Linked DNA regions of Homo sapiens: region 2 is linked to region 1. Evidence: read pairs that join two places in POLR2A ChIA-PET (ENCODE). Cell type or tissue: CD4-positive, alpha-beta T cell. All regions are shown on one strand. Each heading gives the region's core, and the rest is flanking DNA. Links, peaks and the distances in the headings are about the cores only.

Region 1 (8,331 bases), core at 2,501-7,500:
AGGCTCCCCTCGCCTCGCTGAAGGCAGCAAATGCCCTGTACTCTGGGGAAGCCTCCAGGAAGCCAGCACCCTGGCCCAGGGCAGTCCCTTCTGCACACCACTAGCCTCATTTCCTGAGCACAAGAGGCCTCTGCTGGAAGAAGCAGAACTTTGCACAATCATCCAACAGCTGGCTTGCCTATTGCTACTCAATTTTATTTTATTTTATTTTATTTTATTTTATTTTATTTTATTTTATTTTATTTTATTGCTTCTGTAAAATTGGAAAAACCTTACCAAAAAAAAGGAATTAGAAATTTCTTCAGCTTTCTGCCTGGATTTTTCTCCTTCAACTCAGTTCATGAAGCCTGTTGATTATTTTCCCTCAGTACAGAAGGCTTAAGTTGCTCTTTCCTTTTAGCAAGCGGAATCAAAGATTCTTAGGCCTGAACACTTCAGCCACCACCAGCCTTATCCTTTGAGGGATGATATTGATAAACCAACATTTATTGCATTTACTACATTTATATCTTTATTTTATTTAATCCTCACAGGAACACTGTGAGATAGTTATTACCATTAATCTCAACTTCAAGATAAGGAAACTGAGGCTTAGAGGTTAAGTGATTGGTCCAAGGCCAGTACCGGGAGGTTCAGTATCAGAGCATGAGCCCATAGCCCTTGCACCACATGCAGTCTTCACACTTACACACGCACGTGCATGCACACACAATTTGGATCTTTGACAAGGCAAAATTTCATTCATGTTTGTAAGTTGACTAGTTAAAAATCTTTTCATTCCAATACCAAAAATATGGGTAGGGAAGCATGCCAGTCACCCACTTTGGCTTGAGAGCTCATTGTAAAAGAGCAGGGGCCCTTCCTTCACCCACTTTGGCAATTTTTTTTTTTTTTTTGAGATGGAGTCTCGCTCTGTCGCCCAGGCTGGAGTGCAGTGGCGCCATCTCGGCTCATTGCAAGCTCCGCCTCCCGGGTTCACGCCATTCTCCTGCCTCAGCCTCCCGAGTAGCTGGGACTACAGGAGCCCGCCACCACGCACGGCTAATTTTTTGTATTTTTAGTAGAGACGAGGTTTCACCCTGTTAGCCAGGATGGTCTCGATCTCCTGACCTGATGATCCACCCGCCTCGGCCTCCCAAAGTGCAGGGATTACAGGCGTGAGTCACCGCTCCCAGCCCACTTCAGCAAATTATGTCCCCAACAGCCTTCCTCACTAGAGGCACCACTGCCACTGCAGCATCCCAGCACAAGGAAGTAGGTGACGCATCTCCCAACAGGACACCCAGGTGCCCACACTGCCCTCTCCAAGGCCCAGATATGTTTGACCTCAAAGACCCATGTCTTTATCCACGAGGATGCTTTTAATGATAAAATGAGAATGCCTGACTATAAGTGGGCTAAACAAATAAGGGCTTTAAAAAATACCATTACAAGATCAGCGATAGATACATCGATATTTTACATGGAATCTTTCCCTTTTTAAATGTTAGCATGTAATTCAACTTTTTAAAACACAGTCTAGACCATGACCTGCTGGTCAAATATGACCTAAATCTTCAGGATGACAAGGCAGGGTGCGGGGGGATCCAGGTCCTACCTGCTCCTCTCCCAGGCTCACTGCTGCCCCCGACACCTCCAGCTCTCCTGTCTGATGCTGTTCACAGCCACCACCCAATGCCTGCACACGTTCAGTTCTGCCCACCTCCCTAGATTTCTTCTGATGGCTTCACACAGAGGCAATGATGATTGTAATAGCTCACATTTGGTGGATAGTTATCATGTGCTATCAATAATCTGTGCATTATCTCCTTTATACCTCACAATTAACCTATGAAGCAGATACTGTTGTTATTGTTCCCATGTTTAAAGAAACTAAGGCACAGAAAGACTCAGTAGCCTGTATCCAATGAAGAACAGCCTGCTACTGGTGGATCTGGGACTGAAACACAAGTAAGTCCGATTTCAACGCCCACACCTTTAACTGCTGTATCAATTAGGATGCTTTGGGTTGTAAAATCAGAACACCTGACTACAAGATTAAACAATTAAGCCTTTATTTTTTACCACATTATAATAAGACCACAGTTAGATGGTTGCAGGGTTAATTTAGCAGCTAAACATCTCTGACACCCCCTGTCAAATATGTTTCTTTAAGATCACCAAAAAAAGGCTGCAGCAGCTCCAAGTGTCAGGCCCTCAAATAGCTTCTCAATTTTACCCAACAGCAGAGGGTTTTGCCTCAGGTCTATCCCTTATCAGGCAGGGAAACCTTCCCCCAGAAACCCCACATTAGACATCAACTTATGATTCATTCTTGAAATGTGTCATGGGCCTAACCCTACATCAATCACTGGCAATGGAGACTAGGATTAGAATAACAAATTATGATTCAGTCTCTGAGGCTGGACATGGCCACCTCTATTAGCAGAGAGGAGGAAGATCTGGCTGTGAGGTGGCCAGCCAACACTGTCTGCTCCAACTACTGGCAGTGGTCCAATAAATTTTACAAAACCAACAAAAAGTAACAGGAACAGAATCAGAACAAGGGGGTTGTTCCCACCTAAATTATGAGGCAGGGATGAGTGCTAGTTCTCAAACAGAAATTTTCGTGAGCCAGAATGTCTCATTTCCTGAGAGTTGTAGGTAACTTAGGTGTTACTATAATCATGTGTACTTGATCACTGCATAGCATGATGTGGCACACAGGGGAGCTCAATAAATCTTGTTTAAAGACAGAGACCAACCTAAGGGGTTAAGCAAACTTTTCTTTCATGGCAGGATTCAGTAACCCGTGTCTACAGAAATAAGGAGAGATATTTATAAGGAGAGATATTTATAAAACACGAAACAGTGATGCATTGGTCTTATCTTTGCTAAGTTCATTCACTGTTTGGCCCCACACAAGGACTTAAAGATGTCTTGGCAGGTTAGTTCACCCCCAGCTTGTAGATCACAGGCTCAGAGCCCCAACTACATAACCAGCTGATTTTGTGCTTTTCTTTCCTTATGTATTAATTACAATGAAGGTCTTTAAAGACTCATTTCTCAACTGAAATTTTTTCACTTATTTTTTACCATATACTTTCCAAAAAGCTTCCCTGAAGTATTGAACAAGATGGTGCCTTATCTAACATTGCTCCCCTGTCGCCATCACATTAACCTTAAGGACTTATCGCCAGCTGGAATTGCCTCGTTCGCTGGTTTAATGATCCATGAGAACTAGGACTTGTCTGCCTTTTTCATTGCCATACCCCCAGTGACAAGGACAATACCTGCCCAGAGTGGTCTGCAGTACATGCTTGATAAATGAATGAATAAATCCTTAAGTTAAACAGTGTCTAGGGGCAGAATATAAACATGTCTTAAGACAACACCGGTTTTGCCAGTGATTTTAAGGTTTTGTATGCTACTCTGGTTCATGCCTCTGATAAATCAATTAGAAAACAAGAATTCTCCCATTCACTTGAAAATATTACTGTCTTTTCTGCATAACCCTTTTAATTGCATGTGCTTATTGAATTAATAAGATTGCATTCAGTCAAGGCAGACTCTGGGGATGTTTTCAAATGCTTTGAATTTCCCACACAGACAATGCCTACCTGCTTTTCTCCCTAAATCTTACCAAGCTGGGGAATAAGTTTCATATCTGAGAGCCAGAGGTAGCCCAAGAGAATATTCTTTCTATCTCAGGTCTTTGTCACTTTAGGAATGTTAGGGAAACATATCTTTATTTCTCCTGCACTCCAGTTCACCTTCATTCCAACAGAGAACAAAATCTTTCTATTTATTTTCCAAGTGACTTCTCATGGTGTGAAAATGTCTCACAATGAAAAGTGAAGTAAGGAAAAAAAGAGAATAAGAAGAGTTATCGTGAATGTGAATGAGAAAATTATGATTTTTATTGTTCTCTCTGTTCTGAAATGGGAAGATATAATCCTGGGAACTGACCTCTCTTCATCCCACTCTCTCTGGAATGTGCTTTGCAAGAGCATATGACAGTAAGACCTGGTTCTGGTCTTTTTATCCTATTGTTCACACAACTAAGGATATGGTTTAGATATATGTCCCCATCCAAATGTCATGTTGAAACGTAATCTCCAATGTTGAAAGCGGGGCCTGGTGGAAGGTGTCCGGATCATAGGCACGGATCCCCTTGGTGATAAATGAGCTCTTGCTCTGAGTTCACAGGCGATCTGGTGGTTTAAAAGTGTGCGGCACCTCCCACCCACTCTCTCTCGCTTGCTCCTGCTTTCGCCATATGACATGCTTGTCGCTGCTTCGCCTTCTGCCCTGACTGTAAACTTTCTAAGGCTTCATCAGAAGCCAAGCAGATGCCCGGTGCGATGCTTCCTGTACAACCTGCAGAACTGTGAGCCAATTAAACCGCTTTTCCTTATAAATTACCCAGTCTCAGGTACAGCAATGCAAGAATGGACAAATACAACCACTAACAGAAAAACCCTATCAGAAACTCAAAGTCAAGAGTAAGTGCATCAGACTGTATTCCTGCATGGCAAGATAAATCTATGAAAACAGTAAAAATGACTAACTGTGCTGCCACACAAGAACTGCGGAAGAATGTTTTGGCTACTATTATTCCTTAATAGGAATAATATGTATACGGCACATTTCTTTTCTTTTAGAAGTTGTTGTCAGCATATATTTATGTCCTTTAATTTATTCTTCCCTTACAAATTATTCTTTTCTGGTATTATTTTCAGAAAGAATTTGCTGAAGAACTTACTTACCATTTGCCTCTCTTCACTTCATTTTTACTATTGCTTTCTGTACTAACTGGATGATAATGAATGTGATGTTAAAAGTACAATCACCATTTACTTAGCATTTTAATTTGTTCCAGACCCTATTTGTTAAGTCCTCACACCTACCTTTGAAGGTGAGGGATCATTAGCTCCATTTTACAGAGGTGGAAACCACAGTTCAAAAGGTTGAATTGTTGCCCAAGGACACACAGTCAGAAGCTTCAGTACCTGGATTTGAATCTAGAGACTGCGGCTGGAAGCCTCACCCTCTCCAGGACACCGAGCTCAGGCCCAGGATGATGCTTCCATTACAGAGCGTCACTATGTGCCAATCTGGGGCCCAGCCCTTGAGCTAAATTATTTTATTTATTCTTCAAAACAAACTTACAAGGTGGGTGTTACCACTCCCATTTAGCCACAAGAAAACTGAGCACAGGAAGTTAAGTAACTTGATTAAGGTTACAGAACTAGTAAGGGCAAACTACAAAGTAAACTCTGGCTCATCAGCTTGAAAGCCCCTTCTCAGGGCCCCTGGCAGAACATGCACAGGTGTCAAGAAGAGCAGTCCTCCCTGCCTCGCAGCAATGCTTTGCTAAAACAGGATTTACAATAGTCATAAGAACATGACATAATATTTACCAAGTAAGACTCTACGGAGTCCCAGCCCTAAGTCCCCTTATCCCCTTGATAAGGCTTTGTGTGTGTGTGTGTGTGTGTGTGTGTGTGTGTGTGTGTGTGTGTGTACATATAAAATGAGGATACTCTTAGATACTGAAGAAGACTGGATTGTCTGTAGTTACTTTTAGAGTCACTGAACATAATGCTTCTCATTTTTAAAACCAAAACCACTAATAATATCTTAATTTTAAAGCCAAACACTCTTTGCTGGTCCATTCTATAACCAATTACATGACTGTTTCCAGAGAAAACCTTTCACATGTCTTAGTTTAGATTCTTCAAACTCTCCCAGTTTACCAAGCAGAATAATAACGAGAACTAAATGGAAATTAGGGTCCAGCACAGTATTGGGCAAAATTGAATATTTATAGAACGGTTAAATAAGCCACAGATGAAATATCAAGTTGTCAATGTAATTTATATAACTTTTATTTTTATATAATTTCACATGTACAGAAAAATACCCATATACCTTTACCCAAATAGCTACCACCAAGAAATCTCTGTTGTAACATTTCAATCGCCATTCCCTCTGAAATAATAACAAAGCACTTTATTTGAGTATTCCGTATTCCCCAAAGCTAGCTGTGAAAGACCTACATCACCTCAAAACCTTCCATTTGGTTCCATAGATCCTGCCATGTCACATTCTTGTAACCAGCTGCAGGGCCATCTTGTTATAACTGGTTCATGTCCTGCTAAAGCTGAGAGGTGAAGGGCTAAAAACACAGTCCTGGCACAGATTCCAGGACACCCCGGCACAGGCTTGTTTGAGGACATTGCCTGGGTAAACAGCCTCCCCTGAAAGTGTTCAGTGTACAACTCTTCACAGAGCAATCGCTCAAATGCGTGGCAGCACGCAGACATGTCTCTCGGCTTCTCTCCTTGTCTCTGTTGCCTTCCTCTCCAGTCGGTGCTTTAGAAATGCTTTATTCCCATTGTCCACTGAAAATACAACCTAGATTCCTTCAGTAAATATCTGTTAAGGAGGTCACATGAAAAGATTGCTCCAACTCATTCTTGCTGGTGGGCTCCCAAGGGTAAAATAATATAGTTCGTGTCTTCTCAGTCATGAGGAAACCATTGTCACTAAATCTCCCTGGGATGCTTCCTACATCCAACCAAACAAAGGGAGCGACAGCTGAGGTCTCCAGGTCAAAAACAAATATGTCACCTTGCTGAGAGATGATGGCCTGAAAAAGAAAAAAAAAAATGAATGAAGTGAAGGATGAGGGAAGAGTTATATAGTCTGTATACAGTTCCTGTAAACATTTATGTGGGCTTAACAAGGAGTCCACTTCCCACAACTTTGGTTCTACAACTGCTAAAGTGCAGTTTCAAACACAAAACAATACATGGAAAATGACTACAGGCTATGGAACGTTACCAAATTATAATCACAAATCAAGGAAATACATCGTCTCCAATCATTAAGGAGAATATTTCACAAGAAGCTCAAAGCTTTACATCTTTTACAGTTTTTCTCAGAGTATCATCAAGAGAGCAACATTTTTACATACAGCCTGGGTGGTTTTAATGACTTTCTAAGGATATATCTGGACCTAGCTACAGAGCCCAACTGTGGAGCTTACATTCAAGTCTCCTGAAAAGATCCAGCAATCTAGAAAGTCCACTGCCAGAAATTTACAAAAGCTCTACCATTAGAGCTTATCTCTTTTACTGCATAGTTAAGTAAAGTCACATTATTAGCATTTTTTTTACATGTGTGAATTCCACAAAATAGCAGCAAAAAGAGACAGTGCAATTTAAATCGTGTTGGCTCCATTCCTCTTAAGTAGCCGAATAGCATATGCCCAGAGTGAGGATGCGCTGCTCCCCAGAGTGGGAGGGTTTGCAAACCTCTCTTTGTGTGAGCACGGAGCTGAGTGCAACCTGGTTTCTTAATCTGTGCATTTGTCATGCAACATCTCAGTCTTACATTATATGTTATGTGTGACATAAAGAATTTCAAAGGGCCATTTTCACTATATATAATTTAGCCTTACATATTTGTGTAATATGTTATCATTCAGGGTTCTGAGTTATACACAAGGAAACCTATATTGATAGAAGCAGAAAAGAAGCTTAATAAAGCGTATCAGGTTGCTCTTCAGGATCAGAGACTCAGGCTTGAATTTGGATGGCAAATTCCCAGATCGCACCGCCCAGCTGTTCCAGTGAAGGTCCTAAAGCAGCCACAGGAACAAGGTTCATGCGGCTCATGCCAGCCTGCCCAGGAAGCTGCCAGGGTAGCATCAGCTTCTGCTGCTCCAAGACCAAGGCCGAAAGAGATGCTGGTGTCATGCTTATGCTGGTTATCTTCGTTGGATTGGAAATCTCCTCTCTGTATGTCTGACTGCAGAGCCTGGGATTCAAGCTTGCACCCTGGCTTCAGGGAGACAGGGAGAACAAGTTTCTGGCATCTCCCTTGAGAAAAGAAGCCAAATACCTAGTCTATATTAGCCCCGAATTAAACATTAACTAACAGTATTATTACTATCATTTTATCTCTTTAAGAAGGACAAGTCTCACTGAAATCAAAATGAGATAGAACAAAGAAAGAGCCCTGCTTTTCTCCCACCCCAATTACCCACCTCAAGGTAATGAAGGCCTAACTCAGGAAAGAAAAAAATTTGGTTTTCAAAATCATAAGTTTAGAGACTGAAAATTCATCCAGTACATAGTGGTTTTTTTTTTCTTTTTTGGAAAAAAATATATGTAAGACTGTCATTTTCTTCTGTTCTCTATTAGTTGTTACAGATAACTTGGATTTTATTATGTGACTATAGAAAGAAGGTATGTTTTCAGTTGTTAGGCTCTTTCAAATAAAACACAAGAATTAGGTGTTTTTATATGATTATTTCTAAATTAAATGTAGAAAATCCCTTTC
Region 2 (8,331 bases), core at 1,919-6,918, 400 kb after region 1:
TGGTGATCTAAGGAAATTTAATGAGCTATCACATTTAAGGAATGAATATACCAAAAATACAGGTTTTAAAGAATAGATTAGGATAAACTCTTTTCATAAATCCACTTCAATTATTTATTTTCACTAAATTTAAACAAGCCCTCTTATTCAATATTTCAAGGTGTCATGCAGAAATAGCAGTTAAAATGCTAAGCCATCCTATCCATCATACCTGAACTGTGGCCTTTGGAAGCCATGCAAAAGAAATAAATATCTTTTCTTTTAAGTTAAAACCAGCAAAACACACCATCAGAAATGTAGTCAAAATTCGTATCAATACTGCAATGCCTACGGTGGCAACACAAAGGCCTGTAAGAAATATTCAATTTTTAGAAATAATAAAATACTAGGAGAGAAACTGCATCTCATGGTTACTAATTCAAAATAACCATCAACAGAAATAATTTTTAAAGCATTAAAAATTACAAATACAAAAATGTTTAGGAAGAATATATAAAAACAATCAATATTAAGGATCAATCAGGCTATTTGTTTAAAATAAGGTGTTTCTGTAGATTAAAACCAGAAATTAAGCATATTTGAATTCTTATGTAGAGATTTGAATGTTATATATGTCTTATGCTTTATAGCAAGAACCATGCTTGTTCATGTGTGTAAGAAGAATTTATTAAATGATATGATTAAATGATAAGTAATAAGCTTTAAACTAAGTACTGTGTACACATAAATGTACAATGTATAGACTTTGCCTCAAAGTCAGAGAAAGACACATAAACAACCAATTCATAGACTATACAGTAAGTGAGGTATAAACAAACTAAGGGCATAAAAGAGGGAAAAACAATATTTTAACCCAAAAAGTCAATAATTCTTTACAGGGTATAAGACCAGAAGTGATAGCTAAAATATTTATGAGCCAGTATGGAGGGAATTAGCCAATCAGAGCTGGCTGGGCACTGACCAATCAGAATAGACACTGGCAGTCTACCACTGTTTCACCATACTGATGTGTACTGGTCGTACTGGTCCCAATTATCCCTGGTTAACATACACAGCTACTCCATTTAGTCCTGTAGAATTCTTTGCTGATAAAGACAAGTTCATCATCATTTGCCAAACAAGGGATTGTGAGTAGTGCTGCTACATGCTACTGGACCTAAGAATGATACAGCTAAGGTGACTCCTGAGTATTAGGGTGATTTTTTAAAAAGTAACATTTGTTGAGTGTTTACTCTGTGCCAAATGCTGTACTAAGCTTTAAATGTATTATTTTACTTAGTCCTTACAACCCGTGGAGTAAGTATTATTTTATAGTTGAAAAAACCAGAAGCTCAGAAAGGATAAGTAGTTTTCTCAAATTCAAAGGGCGGGTAAAACATCAGACAGACATAGCGGGAGGATCTATTGTAAATCTGCCATATGGCTTTTTTATGGGAAAGTTTTGTGGTTCTTTGTTGAAAGGTATTTCTTCAAGGTTGGAAAGTATTCAAAAATATCTGTAGCCTGAAGTACAAGATAAAGAGTTGATATCATTCCCAGAAGGAAACATTGAAAGTTTGAGAAGAGGATGAGAAGGAAGTTTTAGTTGAGTTTGAACGTTAACAGGACATACAAGTGGTGCTGTCCAATCAACAATTGGATATATTGATTTAGAGATAAATAGTTTGGAATTATACAGTTTATAGTTGATGTCACTAGTATAGATAAGGTTAGAGAAGTTATATAGAGCCAGAGGCACAAAGTTAGAAAGCAATTTGATAAAGGGCAGCATTTAAGCTACATATGGTGTAAGGAAAGGCTCAAACAGCACTGGGAAATAGGAAGTTTAAGAACTTAATATAAAGGAGTGTTAGAGGGTCAAAAGCAGCAAATGCTGCTGACAGATCAAGTAAAGCAAAGACTGGATTTAGCAATATTACCTTGGTGAGAGGCTGGCAGGTTGTGTGAGAGGTTGGCAGGTTGTGTGATAGGCAGAAGCTGGGCTAAAATGTATAGAAGGAGGAAATGGGAACTGAAGTGGAAAGGGGAATGTAGTGACCTCTTTTGAAAAGTCCGAAAAGAAGACAAGAGAGGTAGCATGGTAGAGACGGGGGGAAGTGAAATAGAGGAATTTTATATATATATAATTTTAACATATTATTTTAATATACATTATTTTAATTGTAGTAAAATACACATAACATTTACCATCTTAACCATTTTTATGTGTATAGTTAGTATCATTAAGTATATTCACACTATTATGCAACCAATCTCCAGAATTTTTTCATCTCACAGAATTTAAACTCTATACCCATTAAACAACAATTTCCCTTTACTCCCAGCCCCTGGCAAGTACCATTTATGAGTCTGACTACTCTGGATACCTCATGTAAGTGGAATCATACAGGGTTAGTCTTTTTCTGACTGGCTTATTTCGCTTAGCATAATGTTCTCAAGGTTCATCCATGTTGCAGCATGTGTCAGAAGAGAAGCATTTTTTTTTAAGATAAGAGAGATTGGAGACTAAATTCTGAAGAGAAGAAAATTGCGACATGGATATTTAAGATGTATGAGAAAAGGAAAGAATCCATATGCAAGATTCAGAAGGAGTAGCGGGAGATGGGATTCCTAGTATGGATGGAAGAATACTGTGATGGAAGGAAAGAAGGAAATAATGAGTACATATATACAAATTAATTTTTAAGTGCAGTGTTTTGAATCAACAGAGTTTTAATATGATGGCTTTTGAATGTAGGAATAAATAAAATAATTAATGAACAACAAGGCATTTCTATCCCATGGGTACAAACTATAGAACTAACTAGTTGTCTTTAAAATTCTCGCTCTTGTTCAGGACAAGGCTAGATGAATATTCTTACCCTTGGAAAAAGAATTGTTAAGGCCTGAATTTTCTGGGTAGTGGTCAGCAGTGTCACTTTCATATACAAGGAACAATATTAAATGTGTAAAATATACCATCTTAGATGAACAAGCATTATTTTCTAACCAACTACTCTAAAAAACTTACATCATAATTAACTTTTTATATAATTGTGACAATAGTAACCACTGTACACATACCTGCTGGAGATATTTCAATGAATATAAAAAGTAGACTTTATTGGTGAGTAGGCTGACCAAAAAAAGTGAATTTTAACAAAAGCACATTTTGAAATTCTTACCTACAGTTTCTGGTCTGAGAGATGCAATAGATACCTCTGCTCCAATTAGTCCAAAAAGAAGGGGCTGAAAAATGTCCCAGGCAACTGCAATTATCTTTTCAACCTCTGCCTAAAATAACAATAAAACACACACAGATTTTTATTATGTGAAGTTACAAATGCAAAGAATTTTATTAATTTGAGGTTTGAATTATTTGGCCTGAGATAAGCTTTATTTCTGTGCCATCTATAACTAAAAGGTTAGCTAGAACAGAGCAAAAAAACTGCATGAAGATCTTTCTATCACAGTTAAGATACATGAGGTGTTTTAGCATACTAAATATTAGTTTGCACATGGATATTAATAAAAAGATTCTTATAAAGTAATCTTATGAGGACTCCTACTTCTGAATACATCGTGTGTATGTGCATGTGTGTATACATATTGTAATATATAGTAGTGTTTTGTAGTTTAAAATTTTATGTCGACTTTCCTTCAACAATATGATTTAGAGAGCTTGCAATATTGGTACATATATCTAGATATGCCCCTATTACTGCTGCATAGTGATCTACAGTATAGAAGTACCATAGTTTATTCAATCATTTCTTTATTGACAGATCTTTAAATTGTTTCCAATTTTATCTGTACAAAAAATACTGTTTAAGGTTATCTCAAATCACGCACAAAAATAAAATCCAGGTTTACTAAAGTGATTATCAGTGCCAATTATCACTTTATTGCCCATTATCTCCAGCTCCTCTTTCACTGTTGCTCCACAGAAAATGGAGCTGGGCCTTTAAAATATTTTTCCTTTGCCAGGTAGCACCATGTTAAACTTTGTCAGTAGAGTGTGCTAAAGAGATATTGCAAGCTGAAGGTGCTTTTCTTCCTGGTTTCTGTGGCTCTTCCTAGCAAGATCTTATAGCATGCACTGGTGGCCTTAGCTCTAGGTTCCTGCATCCCAGGTGGCTTCTCCAGTATCAGGGTCCTACAATTCATGCAACCAGCAGCACCTAGTGGCCATTACATTCCCTAGCATACCCCTGGGGCAGTTTCGTAGCAGATTCTCTTGAGCAAGATACTTCCCCATGCACCCAAGGGGATGGATCTCCTGCAAATTGGGAGGGTAGATTTTCAGCAAATTCTGCAAGCACAGCACCACAGCGACTTCTCTAGGCTCTAACAGAGTCTGGATCTCAGCCCTGCAGGCAGGAATGTGGAGGGTACAGGCTTAAGGGGATGATCTATTATAGCCATAGGTGCTATTCTCATATTCTTTAAGGATGTCTTCACATCTTACTAGCCAATACCTTGTTACTGGAATCCCTGGTGTGGTTAATAATCAACTTTTCCTATTCCAGTTACTATTTGATTTCTCTTTCCTCATAGGACCCTAATTGATACAAGAACTAACTTTGTAACACATAATGCAAAAGACTCTAGGAAAACAGTGACACAATTGACTAGAGTAACATCAAAATGTTTTGTGGCAAAAGAAGCCATAAACCAAAAAAGTGACAAACTAGAAGAAAATATCTGTACCATGTGTAACAGAATAAGAAACATTGGCCAATCAATAAAAAAAAGACATAGATCCTAACAGAAAAATGGGCAATGAACCCAGAGACAGCATCATCATACTGAATAGGCAAAAGCTGGAAGCATTCCTTTTGAGAACCAGAATAAGACAAGGATGCCCACTTTCACCACTCCTATTTAACCGGAGTACTGGAAGTCCTAGCAAGAGCAATCAGGCAAGAGAAAGAAAGAAAAGGCATCCAATTAGGAAGAGAGGAAGTCAAACTATTTCTCTTCGCAGATTATACTATACCTGGAAATACTATACCAAGAATAGTACAGAGATACTATACCTAGAAAACTTCATAGTCTCTGCTCAGAGGCTTCTAGATCTTATAAACAACTTCAGCAAAGTTTTAGGATAAAAAATCAATGCACAAAAATCATTATTTCTATACACAAATAACGTACAAGCTGAGAGCCAAATCAAGAACGTGATCTCATTCACAATCGCCAAAAGAAGAACAAAATATCTAGGAATACAGCTAACCAGGGAGGTAAAAAATCTCTACAATGAGAATTACAAAACACTGCTGAAAGAAATCAGAGATGACCCAAATGGAAAAACATACCATGCTCATGGATAGGAAGAATCAATATTGTTAAAATGGCCATATTGTCCAAGGCTATTTATAGATTCAATGATATTCCTATCAAACTACCAATGACATTTTTCACAGAATTAGAAAAAACATTATAAAATTCATTTGGAGCCAAAAAAGAGCCCGAATAGCCAAAAGCAATCCTAAGCAAAAGGAGCAAATCCAGGGATATCACACTACCCGACTTCAAACTATACCACAAGGCTACAGTAACTAAAACAGATGGTACTAGTACAAAAACAGACACATAGACAAATAGAACAGGTTAGATAATCCAGAAACAAAACTGCACACCTACAACCATGTGATCTTCGATAAAGCTGACAAAAACAAGCAACTGGTAAAGGACCCCCTATTCAATAAACTGTGCTGGGATAACTGGCTAACCATATGCAGAAGATTGACGCTGGACCCCTTCCTTACAACGTATACAAAAATAAATTTAAGATGAATGAAAGACTTAAATGTAAAACCGAAAACTACAAAGCCCCTAGAAGATCTAGGAAATACCAATCTGGACATTGGCCCAGGCAAAGACTTCAAGATGAAGACTCCAAAAGCAATTGTGACAAAACAAAAAATTGACAAATGGGACCTTCTTAAACTAAAGAGCTCTGCACAGCAGAAGATACTATCAATGGAGTAAACAGACAACCTTTAGAACAGGAGAAAATATCTGCAAACCATGCATCTGACAAAGGTCTAATGTCCAGAATCTTTAAGAAACTCAAACAAATCAACAAGCAAGAAACAAACAACTCCATTAAAAAATGGGCAAAGCACATGAACGGACACTTCTCAAAAGGACACATACATGTAGCCAACAAGCATATAAAAATGTTCAACATCACTAATCAATGGGGAAATGCAAATCAAAACCAAAATGAGACACCATCTCACATCAGTCAGGATGGCTATTATTATTTTTTTTAATATTTAAAATTAACCACAATATTTGAGCTTGTGGAAGTAAACTGGGTGACCAAATGTCAAAGGAAACATAATTGTACATCTTTTGATACTTTTTAATTTTTTGAATATTTGAGCTTGTGGAAGTAAACTGCGTGACCAAATGTCAAATGAAACATAATTGTACATCTTTTGATACTTTTTAATTTTTTGAAAAAATTTATTTTAAATTCAGGGGCACATGTGCAGGTTTGTTACATAGGTAAACTTGTGTTATGGCAGTTTGTTGTACAGATTATTTCATCACTCTGGTATTAAGCCCAGTACCCATTAGTTATATTTTTCCTGGTCCTCTCCCTCCTCCCACCCTCCACCCTACAATAGGCCCCAGTGTGTGTTGTTCTCCTCTATGTGTCCATGTGTTCTCATCATTTAGCTCCCACTTATAAGTGAAAACGTGGTATTTGGTTTTCTGTTTCTGTGTTAGTTTGCTAAGGATAATGGCCACCCACTCCATCTATGTCCCTGAAAAGGACATGATCTTCTTTTTTATGGCTGCATAGTATTCGATGGGGTATATATACACCACATTTTCTTTATTCAATGTATCATTAATGGGCATTTATGTTGATTTCATGTCTTTACTATTGTGAATAGTGTTGCAATGAACATACTCATGAATGTGTCTTTATAACAGAATGATTTATATTCCTTTGGGTATATACCCAGTAATAGGATTGCTGAGTCAAATGCATTTCTGTCTTTAGGTGTTTGAGTAATCACCACACTGTCTTCCACAATGGTTGAATTAATTTACACTTCCACCAACAGAATGGCTATTATTAAGTCAAAAAATAACAGATGATGGTGAGGTTGTGGAGAAAAGGGAATGCTGATACACTGCTGGTGGGAATGTAAGTTAGTTCAGCCACTGTGGAAAGCAGTCTGGAGATTTCTCAAATAAATAGAACTACCATTTGACACAGCCATTCCATTACTGGTTATATACCCAAAGGAATAGAAATCACCCTACCATTAAGACACATGAACGTGTACGTTCATTAAAGTGTTATTCACAATAGCAAAGACACGGAATCAACCTACATGCCCATCAACGGTAGACTAGATAAAGAAAATGTGGTACATATACACCATAGAATACTATGCAGATATGAAAAATGAAAAAAGCTGGAGGCATCTCACTACTTGAATTCAAACTATACTACAAGGCTACAGTAACTAAAACAGCAATGGTACTGGTACTAAGACAGACACATGAACCAAAACAACAGGCTAGAGAACACAGAAATAAAGCTGCACCCCTACAATCATCTGATATGTCACAAAGCCAACAAGAACAAGCAATGTGGCAAGGACTCATATATACCATGTACATATATACCATGGAATACCATGCAGTCATAAAAAATAATGAAATCATGTCCTTTGCAGTGACATCGATGGAGCTGGAGGCCATAATCCTAAGCTAATTAATGCAGGAACAGAAAACCAAATACCACAGTTATCACTTACAAGTGGGAGCTAAACAGTGAGTCCACAGGGACACAAAGAAGGGCATGATAAACACTGCGGCCTATTTTAAAGTGGAGGGTGGCAGGAGGGGGAGGATTGAAAATAGTATGCTGATTACCTGGGTGACAAAATTGTCTGTACTCCAAGCCCTTGCAACACATCATTTATCCATGTAACAAACCTGCACATGTACCCCTTGAACCTAAAATAAAAGCTGAAAAGAAAAAAAAAAGAAACATGGGCAAAACATATGCACAACTAATTCACAGAAGAAGAGATACAAATAGTCACAAAATCTAAGACACTAAAACGGAGTAATTATGAAACACAAATTAAATTGACATGCCTTTTTTTTTTTTCAAGGGGGAACACCACATTGGAAAAATACTAAAAGGTTTTAATAATGAAAAGTATTCATGACTTTGTAAGGAAACTCACCATTTGGCAGGACAACAAATTGATAATGCTTTTTTGGAGGGCAATTGAGCAGTACCTATTATACTGTCTAAGAATTTACATAGAACAGATTTTCTCATAACTGAAAAGAAGCTATATTTTTGGA

What was found. Peaks named below come from ENCODE experiments on the same cell type or tissue, not always from the same donor. Only the 100,000 strongest peaks of a DNase experiment are listed, where the experiment ranks them.
Region 2: POLR2A ChIA-PET joins it to region 1 with 8 read pairs; 3 of 35 experiments call an interaction of 5 or more read pairs at or near these places.

What each region holds. Positions count from the first base shown.
Region 1 is chr4:102,625,648-102,633,978 of GRCh38, forward strand. It overlaps MANBA (mannosidase beta), which reads right to left. Exons shown (of 17, transcript NM_005908.4): 17 at 5,123-6,634. The coding sequence ends at 6,410. Among named protein-coding and RNA genes, the nearest start is that of NFKB1-AS1, 130 kb to the left of the region's middle. In CD4-positive, alpha-beta T cell, for the core only: no CTCF peak of the experiment used is centred there; a DNase peak (open chromatin) is centred at 5,274; H3K27ac peaks cover 1,399 bases.
Region 2 is chr4:103,028,536-103,036,866 of GRCh38, forward strand. SLC9B2 (solute carrier family 9 member B2) reads right to left here. Exons shown (of 12, transcript NM_178833.7): 10 at 3,165-3,273; 11 at 212-348. Among named protein-coding and RNA genes, the nearest start is that of SLC9B1, 13 kb to the left of the region's middle. In CD4-positive, alpha-beta T cell, for the core only: no CTCF peak of the experiment used is centred there; no DNase peak of the experiment used is centred there.